Linked DNA regions of Mus musculus: regions 1, 2, 3 and 4 are each linked to region 5. Evidence: chromatin loops called from intact Hi-C (ENCODE). Cell type or tissue: heart. All regions are shown on one strand. Region 1 has its middle 12 kb from the start of Akr1b10. Region 2 has its middle 28 kb from the start of Bpgm. Region 3 overlaps Stra8 (stimulated by retinoic acid gene 8). Region 4 has its middle 7.9 kb from the start of Akr1b8. Region 5 has its middle 25 kb from the start of Akr1b3.

Evidence for each region. A loop is a pair of places that touch in the nucleus more often than their neighbours do. Peaks named below come from ENCODE experiments on the same cell type or tissue, not always from the same donor. Only the 100,000 strongest peaks of a DNase experiment are listed, where the experiment ranks them.
Region 1: it touches region 5 in a loop (8-fold over the local background); 12 of 42 quality-filtered maps call a loop at or near these places.
Region 2: a loop joins it to region 5, with 8 times the contacts of the local background. A loop is called at or near these places in 33 of 42 quality-filtered maps.
Region 3: a loop joins it to region 5, with 2.7 times the contacts of the local background. A loop is called at or near these places in 3 of 42 quality-filtered maps.
Region 4: a loop joins it to region 5, with 10 times the contacts of the local background. A loop is called at or near these places in 33 of 42 quality-filtered maps.

Annotation. Positions count from the first base shown.
Region 1 is chr6:34,369,267-34,374,266 of GRCm38, reverse strand. It overlaps the pseudogene Gm13858 and the pseudogene Gm13859. Among named protein-coding and RNA genes, the nearest start is that of Akr1b10, 12 kb to the left of the region's middle. In heart, a CTCF peak has its summit at 2,366 (motif pointing right); a DNase peak (open chromatin) is centred at 2,396; H3K4me3 peaks cover 595 bases; H3K27ac peaks cover 368 bases.
Region 2 is chr6:34,445,579-34,450,578 of GRCm38, reverse strand. No RefSeq gene overlaps it. Among named protein-coding and RNA genes, the nearest start is that of Bpgm, 28 kb to the left of the region's middle. In heart, a CTCF peak has its summit at 2,395 (motif pointing right); no DNase peak of the experiment used is centred here.
Region 3 is chr6:34,924,314-34,929,313 of GRCm38, reverse strand. It overlaps Stra8 (stimulated by retinoic acid gene 8), which reads right to left. Exons shown (of 9, transcript NM_009292.2): 2 at 1,398-1,595. The coding sequence starts at 1,589. Among named protein-coding and RNA genes, the nearest start is that of Stra8, 5.9 kb to the right of the region's middle. In heart, a CTCF peak has its summit at 1,924; a DNase peak (open chromatin) is centred at 1,993.
Region 4 is chr6:34,343,758-34,348,757 of GRCm38, reverse strand. No RefSeq gene overlaps it. Among named protein-coding and RNA genes, the nearest start is that of Akr1b8, 7.9 kb to the left of the region's middle. In heart, CTCF peaks have their summits at 1,807 (motif pointing left) and 2,018 (motif pointing right); DNase peaks (open chromatin) are centred at 2,017 and 3,567; H3K4me3 peaks cover 368 bases; H3K27ac peaks cover 600 bases.
Region 5 is chr6:34,290,343-34,295,342 of GRCm38, reverse strand. No RefSeq gene overlaps it. Among named protein-coding and RNA genes, the nearest start is that of Akr1b3, 25 kb to the left of the region's middle. In heart, a CTCF peak has its summit at 2,335 (motif pointing left); a DNase peak (open chromatin) is centred at 2,322; H3K27ac peaks cover 459 bases.

The sequences.
Region 1 (5,000 bases), 79 kb before region 5:
AAGACAGTGAGCTGCTACATCTAGTAGTCCAGACAATAAAATGTCTGAAACAGCAGAGGAGTACGACTTCCGATTTTCTGATAAAGAGCTGTCAGAAAAGGCAAAGATTTGGAGGCCAGAAATGGAAAATGAACCGACCCAGAAGTGAACCAGGTGGTTACTATGACTGCTCATCTGGAAACCTCAAGAGAATGAGGAAGACGGTTTATCAGGGGAAAGTGCTGACTACAGCAATTTTGAAGTGACTGGATTAGATAGCGCAAGCTTGAGAGGGCAGGGCAGGCAGTTCCGTGACTGGGTTTTCTGGGGAGAGGAAGGGGACTGAAAATGGCATCAAGCAATACAGGTGAGGGGTGGGGTGGGGGGCTGCAGGCTGTGAAGAGTAAGAGGATGGATGCCCTCATCTCCTTGCCTTATCGTCACTGGGCAAGTCTCGGCCTTTCAGAGAGAAAGGAGGATGAGGACAAGGAACGCTGGTCAGCACACAACAGGAAGCTTGAGTGTGCCATCTAGGGGCCCAAGCTTTTAACACTTCCTCCTCCAGAGCTGGTGAAGCCGCGGGTGAAAGGTTAGCTGGGGAGCAGCCTTATTTATAATAGCCAGAAACTGGAAAGAACCCAGATGCCCCTCAACAGAGGAATGGATACAGAAAATGTGGTACATCTACACAATGGAGTACTACTCAGCTATTAAAAAGAATGAATTTATGAAATTCCTAGCCAAATGGATGGACCTGGAGGGCATCATCCTGAGTGAGGTAACACAATCACAAAGGAACTCACACAATATGTACTCACTGATAAGTGGATACTAGCCCAAAACCTAGGATACCCACGATATAAGATACAATTTCCTAAACACATGAAACTCAAGAAAAATGAAGACTGAAGTGTGGACACTATGCCCCTCCTTAGAAGTGGGAACAAAACACCCATGGAAGGAGTTACAGAAACAAAGTTTGGAGCTGAGATGAAAGGATGGACCATGTAGAGACTGCCATATCCAGGGATCCACCCCATAATCAGCATCCAAACGCTGACACCATTGCATATACTAGCAAGATTTTATCGAAAGGACCCAGATGTAGCTGTCTCTTGTGAGACTATGCCGGGGCCTAGCAAACACAGAAGTGGATGCTCACAGTCAGCTAATGGATGGATCACAGGGCTCCCAATGGAGGAGCTAGAGAAAGTACCCAAGGAGCTAAAGGGATCTTCAACCCTATAGGTGGAACAACATTATGAACTAACCAGTACCCCTGAGCTCTTGACTCTAGCTGAATATGTATCAAAAGATGGCCTAGTCGGCCATCACTGGAAAGAGAGGCCCATTGGACACGCAGACTTTGTGTGCCCCGGTACAGGGGAACGCCAGGGCCAAAGGGGGGGAGTGGGTGGGTAGGGGAGTGGGGGTGGGTGGGTAAGGGGGACTTTTGGTATAGCATTGGAAATGTAAATGAGCTAAATACCTAATAAAAAATGGAAAAAAAAATAAAATAAAATAAAAAAAAACAAAAAGAAAACAAACAAACAACAACAAAACCCGCTAAAAAATCAGTTGCTAGAAGCCGGCCAGAGAAAGAAGCAGCCGTGGTCCCAAGCAGTGGCAGCGACGGGGGTTGGGGGTAGGGGTGGGGAGGGAAGTGGGGGGGGGGGGGCATACAAGATGTGAAATCGAGTTCGGAAGCAGTCAGCTATTGAGGAGACTAATATATTCCTATTATGTAGTGTTTTAAAGTTACTATAATTCTATTTTCAACGACCTTTGGTCCTTTTTGGACTAAGGCTAGCATATACAGAAATAAACCTCTTTAATCGATAAAAATAAAATAAAAGCGCATCAGCTCGGTGTATCTAACAGAAATACCACGTGACACTGTGTTTCATTCAGATTCTCATCACCCCCTTACCCCCCTCCCCGCCGTTCCCTCCCTCCCTCTATCCCTCCCTCCCTTCCCCCTTTCTCAGTGCAGGGTCATGGAAATTCTACTTTGAAGGGAACAATAGTCATACGAATTCATCAAAACCCAAAATATTTCTTAACCTTCAACTAGCAGTTCAGTTATCGCGAGAGCATGTCATGCAGGTGCTCTACTCCGTTAAATTCACAGCCTTCCCTTTCTTTACTCTTTGAGAAAAGCTCTCCCTAAATTGCTAGAGATGGCCTGTTGATCGCTCTTTATTCCCTCACCATGAACCTGTAATCTGTCTGCCTCGGCCTCCTGTACAATAAGGATTAGAGCCCTACAGCACCAGGCCCCGCACTTCAGACATTGCTGAAGTTTGTACCCAAACCTCGGAGCCGTCCTTGTTTCACAGGCTTCCTTCTTAGGCTAGACTTCATTGATATGTAATGTCACCAAACGCCACTAGGTGGCGACAAAGTCCAGTACCCGAGTTGATACTTGTAATGGCCCCCAAATATAAAGGGGAACCCAGTCTATTAAAGGATAAAAAAAAGCCGGGCGTGGTGGCGCACGCCTTTAATCCCAGCACCCATGAGGCAGAGGCAGAGAGGCAGAGAGGCAGAGAGGCAGAGAGGCAGAGAGGCAGAGAGGCAGAGAGGCAGAGAGGCAGAGAGGCAGAGAGGCAGAGAGGCAGAGAGGCAGAGAGGCAGAGAGGCAGAGAGGCAGAGGCAGGCGGATTTCTGAGTTCGAGGCCAGCCTGGTCTACAAAGTGAGTTTCAGGACAACCAGGGCTATACAGAGAAACCCTATCTTGAAAAACTCAAAAAAAAAAAAAAAAAAAAGGATGAAAAAGATAGACCTTCTTGGAATGGCACTGGTACAGGGTGTTGGGTAGACAGGTAGAGATCTTGAGCCCAGGAGTTTGAGGTTAGCCTGGGAAACTGAATCATAGGTGTTGAGGACTGGGCAAGAAACAAAGAAAAAACAGAAAGCCAGGAGACTAAGGAGACTAAGGAGCTGAGGTCAAGAAGATACTGAACCCCTTATAAATATAAACCAGTGAAGCACATACTCCCAAGCAATGGGAGATGGCAGGCGCTTTCTGTCACTGTAACCATTCATACATATCATGGGGGGAGGGGGGGTCTTCCCTCTGCTTGGACACATTTCCTGTCCGTGACTGAAGGATTATTTCTCTCTGTTTAAGAACCACCTTTTTATCCCAAGCCTCCATCCCCCTTTGCTTTCAGTTGCATTTTAGCTAATCTTCCATGGTTAACGTCAACCTTACCTACCTCCATCCCAGGCACCCAAGAGTTCTGCAGAGTTCCAAAAGCCTGTCCATTAAAATCAACTCTAAAACACTCAAAAATGAAAGTGGTACAACACCCTCCTCATTTTCTCTGTTGGGCTCGGCCTCACAGCGGCAGGAGAGATACAAATGCTGGTGACTGGAGTTTCTCTTAATAGTAGGAAGAGGTAAGGGGTAGCAGTTTCTACAGTTTCCCCAGGAAGATGGTGCATTCACAATATCTACAGAGGAGCTGACAACTTTGTCTAACAGTATTCTATTCCAATGACCCATGGTTCATATAGTCAGACATTTAATACATATTTGCTGACTGTGGAGCCAAGATACCTAGCCGCTGTACACTGTGATGAATATAGAAGCTGGATAAAGGATGGTTTATATGGCAGGTACCCCATACTGACAACAGGGAATTCTGTAATTGAAATCAGCAGATGTCCCTTTAGCACTATGAAGAGAAAAGCCACTCACTGGCCAACAGGCACATACTTCTGTGTTTCACTGTCCTGGTCAGTGAGACAGTAATTGGCTTGTTACTCTAAATCTTCTGGCACTTCAGCCTGCAAAAGTGTTTGTTTATAAAGAATGTCTTCCTACTTTTATTTATTTATTTATTGGTGTATACGTATGCTCACATGAGTGTGTATGCCACAGCTGGAGTGTGCTCATAGGACAACCTGTTGGAATCATTCTCTCCTCTACTGTGTGGGTCTCAGGAGTTGAACTCGTGACCTCAAACTTGGCAGCAAGCACCCTTACCAACCGTGTGACCTCACTGGCCTTGGTGCCTTGTCTTGCTTTTTGAGACGAGGTCTTACTACATCAGCCTTGATCGCTTGGTATTCCCTACATAGTCTAGGTGACCTTGAACGTATTGCAACACTGCCTCAGCCTCCTACATATTTGGGTTCTTGTTCTGTGCATAAACTTCTAGCTCGGTTTTTCAAAAGCTTCCCACCTACCGGTAACATAATTTAAAACAAGCAGGTGCACATATGTTCTAGCTAGCATGATGGATGGTCTCAAATTGTTATGTAAATTAGAATTTTTATCATAGTGATTGGTTTTGTTTTTTTTATGAACTAGATTATAATGAATTATCTCCAAGGTCGTTCAGGATTAGACAAGCAAAATGGAAGTTGTGAAAATTAGTTGTGAATATACAGCACTATATGCTGAACCTTGGTATCAGAGCAACCCTGTCAGTGTGTTAAAATTCTGCAAGACGCAGCTTTTCTTGGCTCTTGAAAACCACCAGAATTAGCTTAAAGACACCAACATTTTAAATTGCTCTAATTTAATCTGTCAGCTAACTGTTAAATTAGTAAGATAGTTCACTAATAAATCAATAAAATTGAAATTAATGGGCTATATTCAATGGCTTTCATTAACTGTGCATATTTCTCAAAAAAAAAAAAAAAAAAAGAGCACTGAGTCTAACAGACATATGCCAGAGGGGTTTTTAAAGGAGAATGTTCTCCATAGACTGAGCATTGTAACAGTGGACTCCAGGGGTGATGCTGGAGGAGGTACACAGTTGGGGGCAGACTTTGAGGCTAAAAACCCTAGCCTATCCATTGTTTGTGTTCTCCCTCTCCCTCTTCTCTCTCTCTGTTCTCTCTCTGTCTCTCTCTCTCTCTCTGTTCTCTCTCTCTCTCTCTCTCTCTCTCTCTCTCTCTCCCCCCCCCCCGTCTCCCTCTCCCCCTCCCCCTCTCCCTCCCTCTCTGTCTCCTTTCTGCTTTGTTGCTCCAGTCATTATACCTCCGTGCTGTCTCAGCCTTGCCA
Region 2 (5,000 bases), 160 kb before region 5:
CCCCAATCTATCAGGCAAGTTCAATTCTGTTTTGCACAGACTCACCCTGAAATTCTTTTCTGCAGCAAAGTCAACAGGAAAGGAGGAAAATTATTTGATACAAGAAAAACAGATCTGAGGAGCTGAAAGAAATTTTCACTTAGAAATCTCAACAATGGAGGAGTAGTAAGTGGGAATAGTATCAAAGGAATGACTTTAAAGTTCTGTAGCCTCGTCTGAATAGAAAGCTCTGGAAAGACTCCTTGGGCTGCTGGCAACGCCGTGGTGCTGAGTTTCTCACGCCCACTGACACCCATGGCTGGCAGAAATATAGTCCAAGGATTGAAAGAAGTCTCGAGAAATCGTCTTGCTTTTGGGAAGTAAAGAAGGGAATTCCTCCAAGCTGACCAAAGACTTACAAGGTCAAGGACAAAGTAGCCAGGAAGCAAATGTTTATCAACTCCAAATTTCCTGAGAGAAGTCTGAGGAAGAACAGCTCACAGTGACTTAAGAGCTCCGAGAGGAGGGAGGACTCCTGAAGGGACAGGCCTAGAAGCAAAGGAAGTCCCTTGCCCAGAACAAGGGCTCTATATTCATAGGACATGACCCTTTTAAGATGTTGCATTTTAAAGGTGGGTGGAAAAAAAGACAGCAGATTTCTCCAAATGATTTCAGGGGATCCTCTGTGGTGTGGACTGCATGGACCACAGATTCAGAATTCCTGAATGGAAATCTCGCTTGGAAAAAGTTCTCAGGGACTCTAAACAGTTGGGAAGCTGAGAAGGACACTGCTTCGATGTGTCAGTTTTAAGCAACAAGTAGATAGCAACATCCAAGTGTTTCCCTGGCCTACAAGCACATACAGGCCATTGAAGTACCAGGTGCAGGAAATTGCTCAGTGAAGATGCTCCGGAACAGTCTTTGTAAGCTTGAAAACAGCTGCCTGACTTGAGAAAGCCAAGTATTTGAAACTGTCTAGTTTAAAAGTTAAGCCACTCAGTTCAAGTTGTTCTCTTGACTGCATGCATCCTAACAGTCACCATTTAACTTCAGACACTCAAGGGGGTTACACAGGTCATTGCAGAGAATTATAGCATCGCATCCAGACTCCAACAAGGCTGCTATTTACTACTCCTAAGCAGACTACAGTGAGAGAGGAGAGAAAGCAGCACTTAGAATAGTCAGGTTTAAGATGACTATACAATGACAGATGTGGAAAATACCTTGAGTGAGACCCTAGAATCAGCCCACATGTCAGAAAAATCTACCAAAGCATAGCATTATCCCATTTGACTTAAAATTTGCCAATTTTGGAGTTCACACAGCTATGAAATATGTTAGTAGCTGCTCATTAGATTTATTGGAGAGGACACCTCTGACATTGGGGAGTATAGCATTTGACTCGGTTGTTATTCTAGAACTTGAAGACCACTTTTCCTAAAAATTTCAAATCCTCACTTGACCTACAGACATTGAATAAGTGAATAAAAAGGAATAAAAAGTTTAACACTTCTACCTTCAAATCTCCTATCCCTTTTCTATATGAATCCTTGTGTGAAATCTACTGTGTGTATCAGGAAATATTTTGTCTGAGACTATGATGCAAGGTTAACTTGCTCCCTTGTTCATTTGACCTGGTGTGGGCACCTTCAACCCCCATCTGCAAGCTTTCTCAGCAGTTCTAACACTTGGCAGCATTTCACCATCACCACAAGGCCAGACCAAACCATGACGTCAAAACATCTGTACAAGATGTTATGGAAACTTCTACTTCCAAGAAGACATGGAGACCTCTGAACCTTCTAAATGAGTTTTTTTCTGGCATGAAGAAGAAACAGATGGGTAAAATGACCAACCACCAGAGAAAATGGTGTCTAAGCTATGGCTTAAAGTTAAGTAGAAATTCACTGGATAAAGATACAAGGAAGAAAACAAGAAATTGCAAAAATCCAGATATTAAAAAAACAAAAAACAAACAAAAATAAAACCCTTCAGACATTCAATTGGACCAACACTTCAGAGACAATGAATTGGACAGTGTAGATTTAAACAGTAGCATTGAAACATGGGTCATTAGAAAACAAACACATCTGAGTGAGGAGTGTGAGTGGCCATTATAACTTCTTAGACTTTCACCTTTAAAGACTTTCTTCCACCTTTTTCGTCTATGTGCCATCATAGTTGCTACTTTGATATCACCTCGTATAATACTCTTCTGTTGTCAAGAATTCTAACTCAAAATTTCTTTTAGCCCCTAAAAATCTCACTATTTTGTATTTATTGCACCTAAAAATTTTCTTCTTTTCCTTATGGTGAACTCCAGATATTTTGAGTGCTAATATCCAAATCTTCCAACTCTGTCTTGGTTCCCGTGACTTCCTAGCCTAGAGAATATGGATGATAAGAGAGTTGGCCAAGGACCACTAGGTGGCAGCAGAACCCTGAGCTATTCAAGTCCCTGGGACTCTCGTTTGGTAAAGAAATCAGTATTTGTAAGAGAGCCTAAAGTTTAAAGGAATGATAATTAAACAAAGGTTTAATTAAACAAGGGCTTGAAACCTTGGCATACTTTTAGTCCTAACATTCCAGAAGTTGAGGCAGGAGGATCATAGACACCCAAGAATTTGAGATTAGCCTGGTTTGCCTAGGGAAACCCCATAGAAATAAAACCAAAACACAAGCAGCAAAGGTTTGAAAAGGCAGAAAGACCACCAACCAAAACAGAAACCAAGCCAACCAAACAAAAAACTCTCAAAGGCTCGACACTACGAGGAGATAGATCAATTGGCTAAGGACAAGAAGAACTTGGTTTCCATACACAGGTGAACCAGTAGCTACACCCAAGGGATGGCAGAAGACAGGTGTTCTCAGTTGGTTGTTTGTAACCAATCAATCACACCTAACCATGAAAGTGGCCATATCTCTGCTTTGATACATTTTCTGCACAGCCATCCTGAAGGATCTTCTACTTAAGAACCACTTTTTTTTTTTTTTTTTTTTTTTTTGGCTGCCAGCAAGCATCCAAAAGCCCTTTGCTCTCAGTGGTATGGCTAATCCTCAAGGGCTTCAAGTCAACAGTATCTCCGTCCTGGACAGCCGGGTGCTCCTGCAGGAAGTTACAAAAGCCTGTGTATTGACCTATTCTCATGGGTGATGTCAAGATTGCACGATTGTCTTTGCTTGGTAACTCCTTGGATGTTACTCATAGCAACAGTTTGGCTTGTTCCCTGCTCTCTGAAAACTCTTTACCAACATCAGAGCATCCAGAGCAAGTGACGTTCTGCCCTCTCGACAAGAATAGTGACCACCTGCCCTGCCCTCTTTTTCAAATAACACAGGAGCTGCTCACACCCTTGAGAGCCTCTTCAATGGAAATGAGAAAAATGTCTGATTCTCTGAATCGATTTACCTCTCTGATAGGTAAATTATAAATACTGATTGCCAGAGGTTTTCCTAAATCTCAGAAAGAGATGAACTTCAAAGCTCATCTGGAAAAATGGTGCTTTTTAGCTATTCACAAGACAATCTACAAACATTAAAGTATGTGCCAGTCTTTCACATTCCTACATGATTCATACAGTCAGTCATCTAATAAGTGCTTACAGCCAGCCGGGCGTGGTGGTGCACGCCTTTAATCCCAGCACTCGGGAGGCAGAGGCAGGCAGATTTCTGAGTTCGAGGCCAGCCTGGTCTACAAATGAGTTCCAGGACAGCCAGGGCTACACAGAGAAACCCTGCCTCGAAAAACAAAAACAAACCAAAGGGGGGAAAAAAGTGCTTACATCCTTTAGAACTAAGATTCATAGCCACTGTGTTACTATGTTATCCAAACACTATGTGGTCCAAACCAGGTGTTTCCAGGCTTTTGGTGTCATACACAAGAATGAAACAGAGGCACTCACATATTGTAAAAGTAGCAAGATAACTTTAGTGATTGGGAAAGTATAGTGCTTATGAGGAATTGTGCTGTCAAGAGTAATGAGCATGCGAAAGTGCTGATGGCCCCATGGTAATGTTTGTGCTTCCTTTTATGGGAGTCAATAGAAAGGGAGTTTGTTGCTAAGGGGAAGACTGTTGTGGTGCTCTGTTTTGGTTGACAACCTTGTATTATGTCAGGCTTCACTCACTGAGCACGTCCCTTCTACGATGCATCCAATTTTACTTGTACACATGGCTAACTATTCACAATCATCAGATGGTTGTGGTGGTTTGAACAGGAATGGGCCCCGTAAACTCGTGTGTTTGTATGCTTGGCCCACAGGAAGTGGCACTATTAGGAGGTGTGGCCTTGGTAGAGTGGGTGTGGCCTCGTTGAAGGATGTGTGTCGCTGTGGAGGGCAGGCTTTGAGGTCTCATATGCTCAAACTATGCCCAATGTGACTCACAGCCACTTTTGCTGCCTGCAGATTAAGATGTAGAATGCTCAATTCCTTCTTCAGCACCATGTCTACCTGCATGCTGCCATGCCTCCCACCAAGATGATAATGGACTGAACCTCTGAAACTGTAAGCCAGCCCAATTAAATAAATGTTTTCTTTATAATAGTTACCTAGGTCATGGTGTCTTTTTGCAGTAATAAAACCATAATGAAGACAATGCATCCAATAGAGATGCATAATAGAATAGAGGATTCTTCCTAAAAGTTCACTCCGAAGATATAATTTGTATTACTATGCATGCACACAAACTCGTTCAGGAGCAGTGGGCTCCCTACCTTCCATACTACAATATACTTAGAGTATGGCTGAAATCCCTATGTCCATGATGGCCATTTAAGGGAGAAGACACTCACTCCATTGCTTGGAACTGGATGCATGTGCAGATGGGAATTCAGGCTGCTGAGTGCATTGATAAGAGAGAGAGAGAGAGAGAGAGAGACCTGTTTGGTACTTTCAAAGAAAATGGCCCCCATAGGCCCATAGGGAACTGCATTATTAGGAGGTGTAGCCTTGTTGGAGTAGGTGTGGCTTTGTTGGAGGAAGTGTGTCACTGGGGATGAGCTTTGAGATCTCAGAAGCTCA
Region 3 (5,000 bases), 630 kb before region 5:
CCAAACTGGGAATCCTCTGGCAATTCTAGTCACAGAAAAGTAAAAGGCTCTGGTTGTTGCTTTGCTGAAGGCGCCATCCTCGGAAGGAAACCAACCAGCTGGGAACGGGTTCCCGGGCATAAAGAGCTCAGGCAGGGAGATGTGAGAAGAGTCAGGCTTGGAGTGGGAACTTTTTTGGCCTTGCCTTCTACCAGAGGGTAAGTGTCTCCCCTCCCCTCTCCTCTCTGCCTTCCTCTCCTCCTCCAGCCTCTGTTAAGACATGAGGAAATACAGGGACTCTCCACTGTGCCTGCCTGTAACGCTCTCACCATTATTAACTTGATTTCTTCTACCAACACCCCACTTACCAGGCCTTTCTCCAGTCTCTGGACAATAATTAATTCATTAATGTATTGTTAATTAGCAGCTAAAAAAGATAACCGAGAAGAGAAAGAGCTGTGTGGTACACACCTGTCATCTGATGGACCAACCTGACTCCATTTTAAGCCATTTTGTCATAGGTCAGAACAAGTTCATTTCTACTTCCTGAACAATTCAACTTGACTGTGCTTTAACCTGTTTCTGAAATTTGACATCTTCCCCTTCCCGTGGAGTTGGACTCACACCTTGATTATACTCTGATTAGATGCTCTGCCAAATAATTTAAAAATGTTCGGCCAAGTTCCGATGTAACCAAAGTTCCTCTGGAAATCCCCTTGAAACCTCCCTAGTCTGGACTGTATAAACTCTACCCTCCCTCTCCTGTGTTCAATGCTGTATTTCCAAACCTCACTTTTGGGGGAGACAGCCCTAACAGATAGAAAATAAAGCTTGTTTAATTTGACCAAAGAATCTGGGGTGATGGCCTTTACTTTCTTTGGTGCGATTAACATCATCCTAGCACCCGGGGAGGCAAAGGCAGGAGGGTGTGATTTCAAGGAGGGTCTATTCTCTGGAAAGTTCTAGGCCAGCCTGGGCTACATGGAGACTGCCTCAAACATCAGCATCAACAAGAAACAAAAAGGGTAGGAAAAGATAAATGTGTGCCTTGAGATACAGGCATACTGAGCCTGCATATGAGTGCCAAGTGTGTATTCACTTCTAGTATTGGTATTGTACATATGTATATGGTGTGTGTGTGTGTGTGTGTGTGTGTGTGTGTGTGTGTGTGTGTGTGTGTAGATAGATATACAGGGTCCCAGAGCATCCATTGGGGGATGACTCTTGCCCACCAAGTAACCACATGATCTCCCTCCAGCCCATAATTTCCTCTCTCAGGTCAGGCTGCTAGGATGCTGGCAGAGAAGCCGGGCTTTGACAGTTTTCCTATGGGCAGCAGGGCTGGCAGCTCTTGGCCAGTCCTTACTTTACAGTCCTATCATGTGGAGACATGTTTCACTATCCCCAAGTCCCTGTACCTTTGAGGCTGTGATATCAGACTGGGAGTAAACTGCCTTCCTTAGGTTGTTGAAGAGCCCTACCAGGGTGGCTCGATGGCGGGCCTGTGACAGGCGTCTGCGGACCACCCGAGGCTCAAGCTTCTGCAGCTGCGCCAATGGCTGGGGTGCCCCATCATCACTGGGTTGGTTGCCTTCTCCAGGGGTGGCCATTATAATCTACAACATAATATACCCCCCTTTAGCCTTGCATAATAGAGATACAACATTGAGGAAGGCAGACAGAGCAAACAGAAAGGACGTAGCCCGCAAGGCAGTGAATATGACCAAGACCCACAATAAACCACAGGTAACCCCAAATCTCCTACTGGAGCTTGGCTCCTAAAATTACAAACCATTTACAGTGGATTTCCAGTTGTCCGGTGAGTCATGAAAGACTGTACCCAAACCCTCTTGACTGGTAGGGAATCTGAAGCTTTCCCAATGCCCATGGCCAAGAAAACTGCTTGGCTGGTGGGAGCCCTGGAGAAATGTGCAGTTCTTGTCTCCACCACAGGGGGGAGACTGTCTCCTAACTTGCTCTCACTGTGGTTGTCAGTCTTCGCTGCCCAGCTTAAGGAGTGAGACTAGCAACAGAGCAACCCCACGGGCTACCTGGCATTGTGGCCTTGATCTCCTTCCATCAGCCTTAGGTTCTCCCAGGTCAGGAGCTAAGGAGGAAACTTGGAGACTCTGCCCCGGGGAGGAGGGTAAAGGCTGGCAGATGGCAAAGGACAGTTGAGTGATTTTCAGTGGCCTCCTGCAAGCTGCCCCCTTGTCATCACCAGCAAAGATCTTCTGCAACTTCCCAAAGATCGTCTCTCCTAATTATTATTATTGACCTGGATTTGCTGTTGTCCCTTACAGGGGCCTAGGTCTATCTTTTTCTGACCAACCTTTTTAAGGGCCTGCTTTGGAACTCCCTATATAGATCTAGCTGGTCTGGAACTCATCCATCCCTGCTATCGGAGTGCTGAAACTAAAGGGATATGCCAGAACATAAGGCCAGGCTGGATGTTTTTATTTAGCATTATTAATTTGTGTGGGTGGGGGGCGCGCATGCGTGAAGGTCAGGGGATAGCCATACAGAACGAGTTCTCTCCTTTCACCTCTTCAGGACCCCAGGGAAGAGCTCAGATTGTAAAGCTTGCATGGTGAGCGCATCTTGCTCTCTGAGCTTCCCAGACTGAACAGCAATGCACTTGGATCCAGGTCAATAGTAACTGTGATTGTGTGGCGCGGCCTCACCCTGGAAAAATACCTCCAGAATCTCCTCGGGATGGGAAAAGGGAAGGCAGGACTGAAGTTAGCGCTGTGCTAAGAATGGGTGACCTAGCACACAGTGAGTGGGGGACCTACTACAGTGTAAACTTAAGGTCAATAAGTGGTTGTGTATGTGTAGGACAGGTTCTTATCATGCAGCCGAAGACAGCCATGAACTCAAGATGTTCTTGCCAAACCGTCCTGAATCCTGGCATTACAAGTGTGTGTCTGTGCCCACCAACTAAGAAGTGAAGTTTAAAAAACAAAACAAAACAAAACTGTTTTAGGGGCGGGAGAGTTGGCTCAGTAGTTAAGAGTGCTTGCTGCTCTTGCTAAGGACCCAAGTTCAAGTCCCAGCATTCTCATTAGGCAGCTTATAACCTCCTCTAACTCCAGCTCCAGGGGGCATCCAAAGCTCTTGGTTCTAGGGGCACTAGTGGGCACACATTTTCACTTACTGTCCCCCCCCCCACCTCTACAAACACATATATTAGAATATTTTAGCTAGGGGTGTATCTTGATGATACAGCACTTCCTGGCTGTGCCTAAAGTGTTACAACAGAACAAACCCTTTTCTTTAAAAACCCTCATAGATTAAGATGTATGAAGAAATCTGCCCTCAGCAGCTTAACGAGTCAGGTCTGTAGAGAGTCTGTATACCCTGGGATTCCAACACTAGGAAGAGCACATCAGCTTGCAACACTCTTAAAAACTCCAGGAAGTTCTGAAGATATGCTTCCTCTAGCCCCGACCCCAGGCCCATGAGTCTGCTGAGTAGCCCAGGCCGACCCGGAACTCTCCTCCTTACTCAGCTTCCAGAGAGCCGGGATTTTAGGCACGCAAGCCCATCCCTTGCATGGTTCTCTAATGGGAGAAATGTTCCCTATTCTGCCCCCTGACCCCCATGCGGCAGCCTCGTCATTTTTGTCACCTAGAACATCACATATCTGTCCTCAGCCCTGGTTTCTACCCATCTAGAGCTGGCTTGTTCTCTGTTTCTTTTGCTTTGCTTCGGCTGGCCTCAAATCCAGATCTGCCCACGAGACCCTTGGTGAGGCTCCATCTCACAGGCGTTGCTGGCATTCTTCCAATCATGTGGCAAAATGCAGGCATCTGCAGGTAGATGTGGCTCAGGCCAACACCCTTGTCTGCACTGCCTTTTCAAATTGAAACAAAGAATCCCATTGACAGCCCTGCTAAGACAAAGATCCCAGGTTAGAAGGAACAGCAGAGGTGATTGATGAAGGCAAGGGCAATGAGACTTAAGAGGAAAACACAGAGCAGAGCGTAGAAGAATCAGCATTTTAGTTCTCCCTAACCATACAGAACTGTTTGTATTCCAAGCATTCACTATTTCACCAATTCAGTTCTTAACAGGCACAGTGAGAGGCGACCAATTAGAGATGCACTAAAGAGCCATGGGAACCAATACTGTGCATCTGCTGACTAAGAAAAGAAGAGAGAGATGCTACAGGGGCAGCAAAGTCCCATGCTCACTCGAAGAAACTGGCACGGCCAGAGGACTGAATGTACGCACCCAGATGAGCCAGGATGCAGGGAACTCAGGATGGAGATACCAGTTTGAAGAAAAGTACTGATTTTGTTGTTGCTGTTGTTGTTGTTGTTGTTGTTGCTGTGGTGGTGGTGGTGGTGGTTTTGTTTTCGAGTCTCAAGACTGTACCTTGGCCTATCCTTAAACTCAGGATCCTCCCGTTTTGGCCTCCCAAGTAGTCGAATTAGAGGTTTGTGTTACTATCCCTAACTGAAGATATTTTTCTCTGAGAGAGAATAACGGCTCACCACTGCAATCCCAGTGTTTGGTAGGCAGAGGCAGAAAGATTGCCCAGATTTCCAGGCCAGTCTAGACTAAGAAGCGAGATTCTGTCTCAGAAATTTCCAGACTTGGGTTGGCTACGTAGATCAGCTGGCAGACTGCTTGCCTAGCTAGCGTGGACGAAGCACTGGCTTCAGTCCCCAACGCCACAGAACCAGAAAACCAGGCAGGTGGCGCTTGAGAAGCAGGGTATCCAAAGTTCACGATCATCTTTACCTACACAGCAAGCTCAAGACTGAGCTCACATACATGAGACCACCTCAAACAAACGCATCAACAGCCCCTCTCAAAAACAAACAACCAAAAACCCAAACAAAAACAAAAACAAACCAACAACCCAAAACAAAAAAAAATACCAAAACCACAACCAAAACCAATCATCACCACCAAAAAACAATAAAAAGAAAAAACAAAACCAACTAACAACAACAACAAAAAGAAAAGAAAAAGACAAAGAAAACACCAAGCAAACAAAATAAAGCAAAAGC
Region 4 (5,000 bases), 53 kb before region 5:
CGTTCTCTCCTTGGAAAGAGGTATTTACTTGTTTGCTTGCTTGTTTGCTTGCTTGTCTGGAGGAAAAGTGGTGACTCAATACTTTTGACAGCAGAGATTTGAGCTTAGAAGAAATACAAGAGTATGGAAAACAGAGTCCTTCCCAAGATGCTTCTGGCCCAGTCCCTGGCGATGGTAAACACCAGGTTGGATGACAGCAATTCTGTTTGTAGTTGGAATTACAGCTGCAAGTCTGCTAAATCTGATAACGGGGTGGGAGGTGGGTAGCACGATTATTCTGCTGAGTCCAATGCTGTCACAGGGCTTCTTAGAAGGAAACAGAAAAGTGAGTTAAGAAAGCCAGGTAGGCAGCCTCCTGAGCGAGATTCAGCAGGTCGAGAAATCTATATGCCAAGGAATGCATGTGGCTGGCCTCTGACTGGGCTCTACTCATAACCAGTGTGGTGGTTTGAATAGGAATGGCCCCCACAGACTCATGTGTTTGAATGCTTGGCCCATAGGGAGTGGCACTCTTAGGAGGTTCAGCCTTGTTGGAGAAAGTGTGTTGCCCAAGCTATGCCCAGTGAGGCACATTCTCCTTCTGCAGCCTGCAGATCAGGGTGTAGAATTCTCAGCTCCTCCAGCACCATGGCTGCCTGCTGCCATGCTTCCTGCCATGATGATAATGGACTGAACCTCTGAAACTGTAAACCAGCCCCAATTCAATATCTTCCTTTAAATAGTTACCTTGGTCATGGTGTCTCTTCACAGCAGTAAAATCACAGCAGTAAAACCCAAACTAAGAGGCCAGGCAAGCATTTTATCAGAGCTGAATTCCCAGCACTGGCCCTTCCTATTTTTACTTTGAGACAGGGTCTCAAGAAGTTGTCTGTATAGGCCAGACTTATCAACCTTCTTCTTCATCCTTGCAAGTAGCCAGAATTACAGTGTGCCACAATGCCTGGTTTAATGATGGTTCTTAACCACTCAATAAATAATACTGAATAATTTACATTTAGCTATAGGTTGGGAAATATAAAATTTGTAAAATCAGTATAAGAGTATGGACAAGCTTATACTTGTTGGATGATTCAACTGTCTGTTTAAAACTAAGTGAATCACTTTCTGACTTTTGAAATGTTTGTAATATTTCTCTCTCTCTCTCTCTCTCTCTCTCTCTCTCTCTCTCTCTCTCTCTCTCTCTCTCTCTGTCTCTGAAACCCACTGGCTGCTCTGAAACCCACTCTGTAGACCAGGACAGCCTTGAGTTCTAAGATATCCACCTGCTTCTCCCTCTTTAGTACTGGGATTAAAGGCACAGCCCACGATACCTGGCCCTGTATGGACATTTTTATGTCTGCAGATTCAGTGTTAGGAGGCTCACAGATGCTGTCAAAGTAAGACTGGTTTTTTTCTTTGGGAAAAAAGATTGACAGGTCCAGCAAGAAGACTCAGCAGGTAACCACGCCTGCCCCCAGTCGGTGGCCTGAGTTCCATCCAAAAGACACTTGAGAGGAGAAAACAAACCCCTATAAGTTGTCCTTGCACTTTTACATACATGCCATAGCACTCATGCACACTCACACACACACACACACAGAAATAAAAACATTTTTTAAAATTTAAAGGCCATGGACCTATGTTGGGTTGTGTTATTAGAATAAATTCCAATAGTCCTGGAATTTGCCTCAACTCTTACCTTTTGAATTCAGAAATGTGGGCTGGAGAGATGGTTCAGTGGTTAAGGTCACCCTCAGCTCTTCCAGAGGTCCTGAGTTCAATTCCCATCAACCACATGGTGGTTCACAACTATCTCATAATGAAATCTGATGCCCTCTTCTGGTGTGTCTGAAGACAGCAACAGTGTACTCACATACATAAAATAAATAAATCTTAAAAAAAAAAAAAAAGGTTTCAGAAATGTAATGATGACTTCCTCGCTTAGAACAGCCAAGGCTGTCTCCCCAGTGTGATCTGAAAAGCCACCCTTCACCAGCTGGGCGGGGGCTTATTGTGTGAATGTAAGTCATGACCAGCAGAGGGCAGCACAGACCACACAGCTGGCTTTCCAAGAGCTTTCCACAAAGCACACCCTGGGGTCCTCCTTCCTGGGGACAGAGACTGGGTTCTGTCCTATGCACATGAAATTAACCATTTAGAACACACTCTGAAATTCAAGCCCGGGCTCAGAGGTGGAGCAAAGCAATTTTCAGGCTCACGCAAACGTCCTTAGCAGCTCCTGTTCTGTGTGCCTCCTCTGCTTCTCCAAGCAAGGTTAGAAGCTGACACCCTCCGTGGGTGGCATCTATAGTGTCACAGAAAAGTAGGGCTTCAGCTTCAGACCCACAGAGGCAGAATCTGTGTGTTTATGACATTCCTCGGTGATTCCTGTTCACAGAGAGTCTGAGGGGCTTGGCATACCCACCCTTCCCTCTAGATTCCCGATACCCACAATGCCTGTTTCCGATCCCCATCCCCTCCCAGTCCTGCACCCTGCACCAACACAGGAGAATGTTCTGGCTCGTTTCAGGCTTCACCAGAGGAAGGCTGGCCCTTGCTGTGGGCTCGGGTGAGAAGATTTGTTGTGCGGGGCCTCCCAAACTCTCACAATGTTCCTCCAACCAACCGTTCAGCTATATTTGCCATTTGTGATGGCTAAGCAAAGGACCGCTGGGGCAAGGTGTGTGTGTGTGTGTGTGTGTGTGTGTGTGAGAGAGAGAGAGAGAGAGAGAGAGAGAGAGAGAGAGAGAGAGAGAGAGAGAGATTACTATCATAGACAAGAGCTAGTTTGTATAAATACATGGATGTGTGACTTTTCAATATAAATTCATTGCTCTCCATTGCGTTTGTTCGGTAGCCGTTTGAAAGAGTAGAAGAAATGCCAACATTTCAGGGTTTAAAAAACAAAACAGGACATGGAGCCTGTTTGGGGCTTTTCTCTGGGAGCTCAAATCTTTGGAGAAGAACTCTTGCCCAGAATAGCATCTCTCCCTCTTCAGACCCTTAGGTTCTAGAGGAACTGCTGTTAGCTTACTGTTGAGAAGGGAAACAGACATCAAGGTGGGAACTGAGTGCTGTGAATTCCTTCTCCAATCTCTATCGGCAGCTAAGGGACTTGGAGTGTTGCCCAATTTGTGGTGTCAGCTATCCCAGGGCCCTCCAAAGGTCCTTGCTGATGGCTTTATGGGGTCCTTCAGTAAGAAGGGCTGTGCTTAGCAGAACCAATGGATGGCTTGGGCTGAGAGACAAGCTGCCTTACAATGGAACACCCACAGCCCACGAGGAATGGACAGTTTGGTTTCAGGAACAGGTAACAGGCAGGGCCTGGCAGTTCGCCAGTTCACCCAGCCGGCCCTTTGCCCCCTCCCCCTGACCCAAGGCTTTGAACGATCCTCTTTTTCCAGGCCAGAAGAGACATAACACCGATGGAAAGTCCAGACCCAGGCCCCAAGGATTCTCCCTTCTTGTAGCTTAACCCATGGAGAACTTAGCCAAACTGGTCAGGTTCCTGAATGCCTGCTAGGTCCATCTGAGAATTTCCTTGAGAATCCAGTTTGGCAAAGAACACCATGGAGTCAGTTTAGTAAGAACTCCTTGTCCTCGGTATCTGATTAGCTTCCTGCTCTTCACCCCGCCCCCGCGAGGGGCGTGTCTGAGTACCCTTCCTCCAAAATCCTGTTAGGTCAGTTGAGCCCCAGCATCCTTACTGCTAGCGCCTCCTGTCTCAGTAATTTTCCACTGCCAATTCTAGACTGTTCCCAGACTGTCCCTTCTGATTTGAACATTGTATACAATGTTGCAGCCGCGCTCTCATTCTCTGCCCACGAATAGGAACTTACTTGCTCTGAGACCCTGTACCTTTTGAAATGATTTTCATATAAAACCCGCTGTGGCACACTTTAACACCCATCACTGCCTCACTAGAATTTTCTTTAACATTATTCAAATTGTTTCGTATTTTTCCGAGACAGGGTTTTTCTGTGTAGCCCTGGATGTCCTGACACTCGCTCTGTAGACCAGGCTGGTATCAACTCACAGAAATCAGCCTGCCTCCACCTCACTCTCGAGTGTTGGGATTAAAGGAGTGCGCCACCACTGCCCAGCCCTTTATTCACCTTAAACTAAGTGGCTGAGGACCCAACAGCTCCCTCTTCAGCACACTTCCCTTGGGATGCTAGTGCTGATCTAAGTCCCTCCCCCACCCCTCCATCTTCCTTTTCTTCTCCCCCTACCACTTCCTCCTCCTTCTCCTCCTTATTCTTATTCATTTTCTTCCTTTATTATTATTATTATTATTTAATCTTTTCTATACAGTCCATTGTTATCCCCCCCTCCATCCCCCGCCCCCTGCTGTCCACCCTCTGACAGTTCCTCATCTCTGGTCTCCTGGGTCTCCAAGGGGATGCCCCCACTCCCACCCTATTCTTATTCATTTTCTTTGTTCCCTTTCCTTCAGCTTCACGCTACAGTTGGGCAAATGCTCTCCCACTGAGCTCTGAGCAGAATTCCTGAGGATGAAAGAGTGAAGAAGGTTCTGGAAAGGTCACGGTCTATTCCGCTCTCTTACTCCCTCTCTGGAGGAGGCCAACATTAAGGAGCCTGTGATGGGAAGAGTATACTGAGCATGTCGCACAAAACCAGGGTACTGAACTCAACATACATTGCCTTCTGAATCTTCCCACCTGGAAAGGTGCTGGGCCTAGAGAGGTGATTGCCCAAAATTTCAAATGAAATACATAAACTTGATGCCACTGATACTATTAGCATAGGGGTCTCGGGAGTATAAAGACACAGGTATGGTTTCCGTACCATAAACACATAAACCATAAATACCATAACCAAAAAAATATCATAAACCAAAACCAAACAAACAAAAATACCATAAACTCAAAATTATCGATAGGACATCAAGGATGGTTGGCAAGTTCACAAGGCTGTTGTTCATTATGCCTGGCCTTGGCTTTGCAGAATCTAACAAGCCATTGTCATCAGGAGCTCATGTCTTTTAATCAGGTTGGATC
Region 5 (5,000 bases):
GCATTGGGTCGTTGGTCTTGACAAACAATCTCAACAGCCTGAGGCTCTATAGGAGAGGTTCAGTCAAGGGCAACCAGCTGGTCTGAGTGGTTATTTAACTGAGTCACCGAAGACTAGAGCTTAGCCTATGGACTTGAGTCCAGCATTCTCGCGCGCGCGCGCGCGTGCGCGCGCGCGCGCGTGTGTGTGTGTGTGTGTGTGTGTGTGTGTGTGTGTGTGTGTGTGATCTTGGTTATTAGTTGGTGTGGGAAGACCCATCCACTGTGGGTAGCACCATTCCCTGAGGGGATCCTGGGCTGTGTAAGTGTGGAGAGAGGGGCTGAGCAGCAGGCGACATCCATATATCCACTAGTCCCTTCTGACTGTGAATGTAATGGGACCAGCTGCTTCAAGTTTCAGACCCCTTCCTTGATTCTCTGCCATGATGGTCTAACCCAGAACTGTGAATCAGAATAAACCTTCTCTCTCTTAAATTGTTGTCACAGCAACAGGAAAATACACTAAGACACTCACCTATAATCACCTATACTGATATCCTCTTAGTCCTGAGCACATCATTTTGGATACTCATCATCAATTAGTGGAACAGTCTGGACTACAGACCCACCGTTTCATCTTCCAATGGGAAACCACAAGGGAGCCGGAGGCCTCCTCTCTAATTTGGGGAGCAGTGAGGAAAATGCGTGGGTTTTCTCTTCCCTTCCCATCCCCAATCTCAATCCGACAAAGTAAGTCCTTCTTGATTACTCTGTTTAATTATACACCAACTCATTACAAAGGGGGTTCTGATTCCTGTTTGTTTGTTTGTTTGTTTGTTTGTTTTTTGACAGGGTCTCTCTATGTAGCCCTGACAGCTGGGAACTTGCTTTGTAGACCAGGCTAGCCTTGAATTCAGAGCCTCTCCTGTCTCTGCCTCCAAAGTGCTGAGATTAAAAGTGTACCATGCCCAGCTCTGGATATTTCTCTCTCTCTCTCTCTTTCTCTCTCTCTCTCTTAGTGGTTTTAGAGCTTTATTGTAGAAAGGCAGGGGGAAAGAGAGCAGGTAGAAAGACAGAGGCTGGCCATGGCCACGTGGAGAGAGATGGGGAGGGAGAGAGAGAGAAGGAGGGCTAGAGATGAGAGTAGGAAAGGTGAGAGCTTAAAGAGCCAGCTCTGGTTTTTTTACTATTTATTTTATGTGTGCGTGTGTTTGCATGTGTGTACACACACATGACACAGCGAGCATGTGGTGGTCAGAAGACAACTTATGAAAGTCAATTCTGGTTCCCTTCTTTGACTGTGTGGGCTCTGGGGATCGAACTCAAGTCATCAGGCTTGGAGGCGAGTACCTTTACCCACTGAGCCATCTCACCACCTTCAGGTTCTGACTCTTAAAAGGTGTTTAAGGAAAAAAAAAAAGTCTTCCACGAAAAACAAAGTTGGATGCCTCAGGACTCTCTGCTTACTTCCTGCACTTGGGTAATGATCAGTGGGTGTTGAGTATGGAGACCTAGTTATGTGGCCAACTTCCTTCCGCACACTGAAAAGCATGGAAAGATTACTCCATCTCTCGCATGACAATCTAGAAGGGACTCCTCAGGCATCATCTGGAAGCTGGTGGCATTTTCCTTTAGAAAGAGGGGAATGAGTCCTACGAAAGATAATGAACGTACCTATTTCGTGCACATTGTTCCTATGTCCTATTCAATTGCATCTCACTTCCTGGATTTCTCTGGAGGAAAGTAGAAGAGATGGGCTAAGATGTCTGTGCCTATAACTTCTTACCTTTCCACTTTACAGTAGAGAGGCTACTTTCTCTGTGTGCCCGTAGAGAGCAGTCTTCGCAAAGTCTTGCCTGCAGGGAAACATGAGGTGATAACCGCCTGATGGTGACAGAGGACAGGAAAGGATTGCATATTTTATAGACTGCAGGGAGGTGATATTCCCATTCACACGAAGGCAATTAGGCAGCACAAAGGGCCTGGCCTCTACTCTATGCTGCTGAAATCTTCCTTGACCCAGCTTCTCCTCTGTCCATGTACGTGACTAAATTCCTCTTGGATAGGGTGGAGTACATACATTGCCCTCTCTCTGGTTCCTGTCTGCTCCCTGGCCTGCCTGTTTCATCAGAACTCACCTGACAGTGCCTCTGTGGTCTAAGTGGGTTTAAGTCAAGCACTTGGGCTGAGCACCCTTTACAAGGCCAAAGCCAAGCCAAAGCCAAGCAAAGGCAGACGGGAGCCTTGTTCCTCCTGCTCAGGCTGTGTGAGACAAAGGCCGTTTCCGTCCATGCTTACCACCTCCTAGCCTCCTAAGCTTATAGCACGGTGTGTGCCTCCCTCTGCTGGCTAAGCTGGATCAACACTTCTGTTTTAGTGATTGTACGTGGAGAGACCCTTCCTGGCAGTACCACTGTCTAAGCCACTAACAGAAGGAGCGGGTACAACACTAAGCCCTTGGTATACACCACCTCCAACCCTCACCGAGAGTTTGTGAGGGAGGTAGCGTTGCTCCCACCAAACAAGAACCACTCTTAACGTATACAGAATGCATGCAGTTTGAGGAGGAGGGAAGGAGGTGCAGACACAGCAAGCTCCGTGTTCCGAGCCACTGTGTAAATACATGATCCCTACAGGGTGTGTGTCGCACAGCTTGCCCCAGTTGACAGACATGGCAGGCCAGTCATGCCTTGCTATTCCCAACAATCCACCTGCTAATGACCCCATATATCATCTCCCCCTTCTCTTGTGTCCAGAAACCAAATTCATGAGCACCCCGGTCCTTTCCCTTTACATCCTTGTGTCGTTTGCTCCCTTTATGCCTGCCTCACACTTATGCAGCGATATTGAAACCAGATAGAATTCAACAGATTTGTCCATACTGACTGGAGGGGAATGAGATTTGACGGTGGATGTAAAATAGGAAGAGAAGTGATCACATGACCTTTTCACTAATGGAAACCACAGCTGGTAATAACCCTCTTATATTACCTTTCCTCTCTGGGGCTTTCCAGAAATATCTTGTAAAATAAAAACCTCAAACCACACAGGCATTCCCTCTCTTGGTGCCTGTGTTGTTACTAACTCTTCTGCTTGCCGCCTGCCTCTCCTGAGCTGCTCACCCCTCTCTGCAGTGTCTGCTGTTTCCTTTTTCTCTTGCCAGCCTGGGACTCGGATGGCCTCCGCCTCCTCTTCACCTGGCTCATTGGCCTATTCCTGAGGTCTCCCTTCTTTTCTGGGTTTCTGCTCTTTTACTAGAGCTTCTATTCTGTCTCCACCCCACCCTACAAGCCTCTGAGCTCTCTAAGGCATTTAGTCAATATTCCTAGGACCCAAATCCCCACTACTGGGTTAGGGGGACCCTTTAGAGTTTGGATCAGATCCACTGATTTCCTTACGTTACTAAAATCTCAGCAGTGATCTGGGTTCACCCATCTCCAAAGAAGAAAACTGAGGCTTACAAAAACATGTTTATCTGTACTCTCTCCCTGTTGATGGGCACATTTGAAATACCAAACTAATACTCGCTCTTCAACGGCATTCTTCACTCTTGCTTACCCAAGGACCCCCCTACACTGTCGTGTTCACAGTCTTAAACGTACATGTTTAGAATACTTGGTCCCCAGTTGGTGGTGCTGTTTGGGGCTGTTTAGGCGATGTAGCCCTGCTGAAGGAGAGATACCACTGAGGCGGGCCTTGAGAGTTCATAGACTTGCCCTACTTCAGTTTACTCTCTCTGCATAACTTGTGGTTCAAGATGGAGGCTCTTAGCTGCCTTGTCTTGGTGTCACGACGGCCCCTTGCTACCGTGCCTTCCCACCATGATGGATTTGTATCCTTCTACAGTTGAAATAAATTCCTTCCATGGATTGCGTTGGGTCATGGGGCTTTATCACAGCAACAGAGAAGTAACTAACACAAATCATTATAAAATGATTCTCTTTTACAACACCATTTAGCTACAATATCCTTGATAATAAATGCATTAAGGGAGGGAGGGAGGGAGGGAAGGAAGGAGGGAGGGAGGGAAGGAGGGAGGGAGGGAAGGAGGGAGGGAGAGGGGATCCTAGTTGTTACCATGTGTGCTGCTGTTACAAATTTCATCAAGTGCTACAGAGGCTCATCACCATTTTGAAATTACCATAGTTTTAAAGATTGTCACCAGATCTGTTATTTGATCATTAATAAAAACATATTTATTACCACACTCTGCATTTTCTCAATATTTTGATAGCAGACTTTCAAGATGATGTAACTGTATTCTTCTAATTGTACATACATGAAATATTCCTAGAAGGACTCCTTGGATTATTAAAAGAAAGTCGTCACAGCCCTCATAGCTCACACACAGAGACAATAACAAAGCCACCGTCCTCTGAAGCTTTGGGTCTCTGACAAAGCTCCCACGAGAGTAACCACAGGTTGGAGGATTGCTGCTCTCCAAATAGACTGGCCATATGGCTTATCTTTGCATCGAGCATATTTTTAACTATGAAACGAAGGCACCAACATTAACTACACTGGGATAGCAGGACTAAACAGGGACCTCTGGCCATCCCACTCAGCTTTCCCAAACCGAAGAAATACATGCAAAATACCAGGACAGCAAAAGTGACCTGTAAGGACCAGAATAAAACTTCACCGCAAGTCCGCAGCTGTTGCTATAGATGGTCTCCTAGAATCCAAGCACAGTGGCAAATCCAGCTAATACAAACGAATCAGTTCAGAAGAAATGACCATGGCGTAGACTGACAAATACCAGAGTAGCACTCACTGTGGGCCAGCTTGTGTGCCATGATGACCTCAGGAAGCCAAGAGCAGGATCGTCCCCACAGATGATGGAGAGAAGGATGAGGTTTTCTTCAATAAACAAAAATTATTAGATGCGCATCATCACCTCAGCAGTCTCGGCTATGATAATTTTGTCCCAGAACTCAACTCTCGTGTCTCATTCTGGGTTCTGAATGGGCCCTGAAATTTATAACATTGCTTCCTCCCATCTCTCGCTGTAGTCAACTCAGC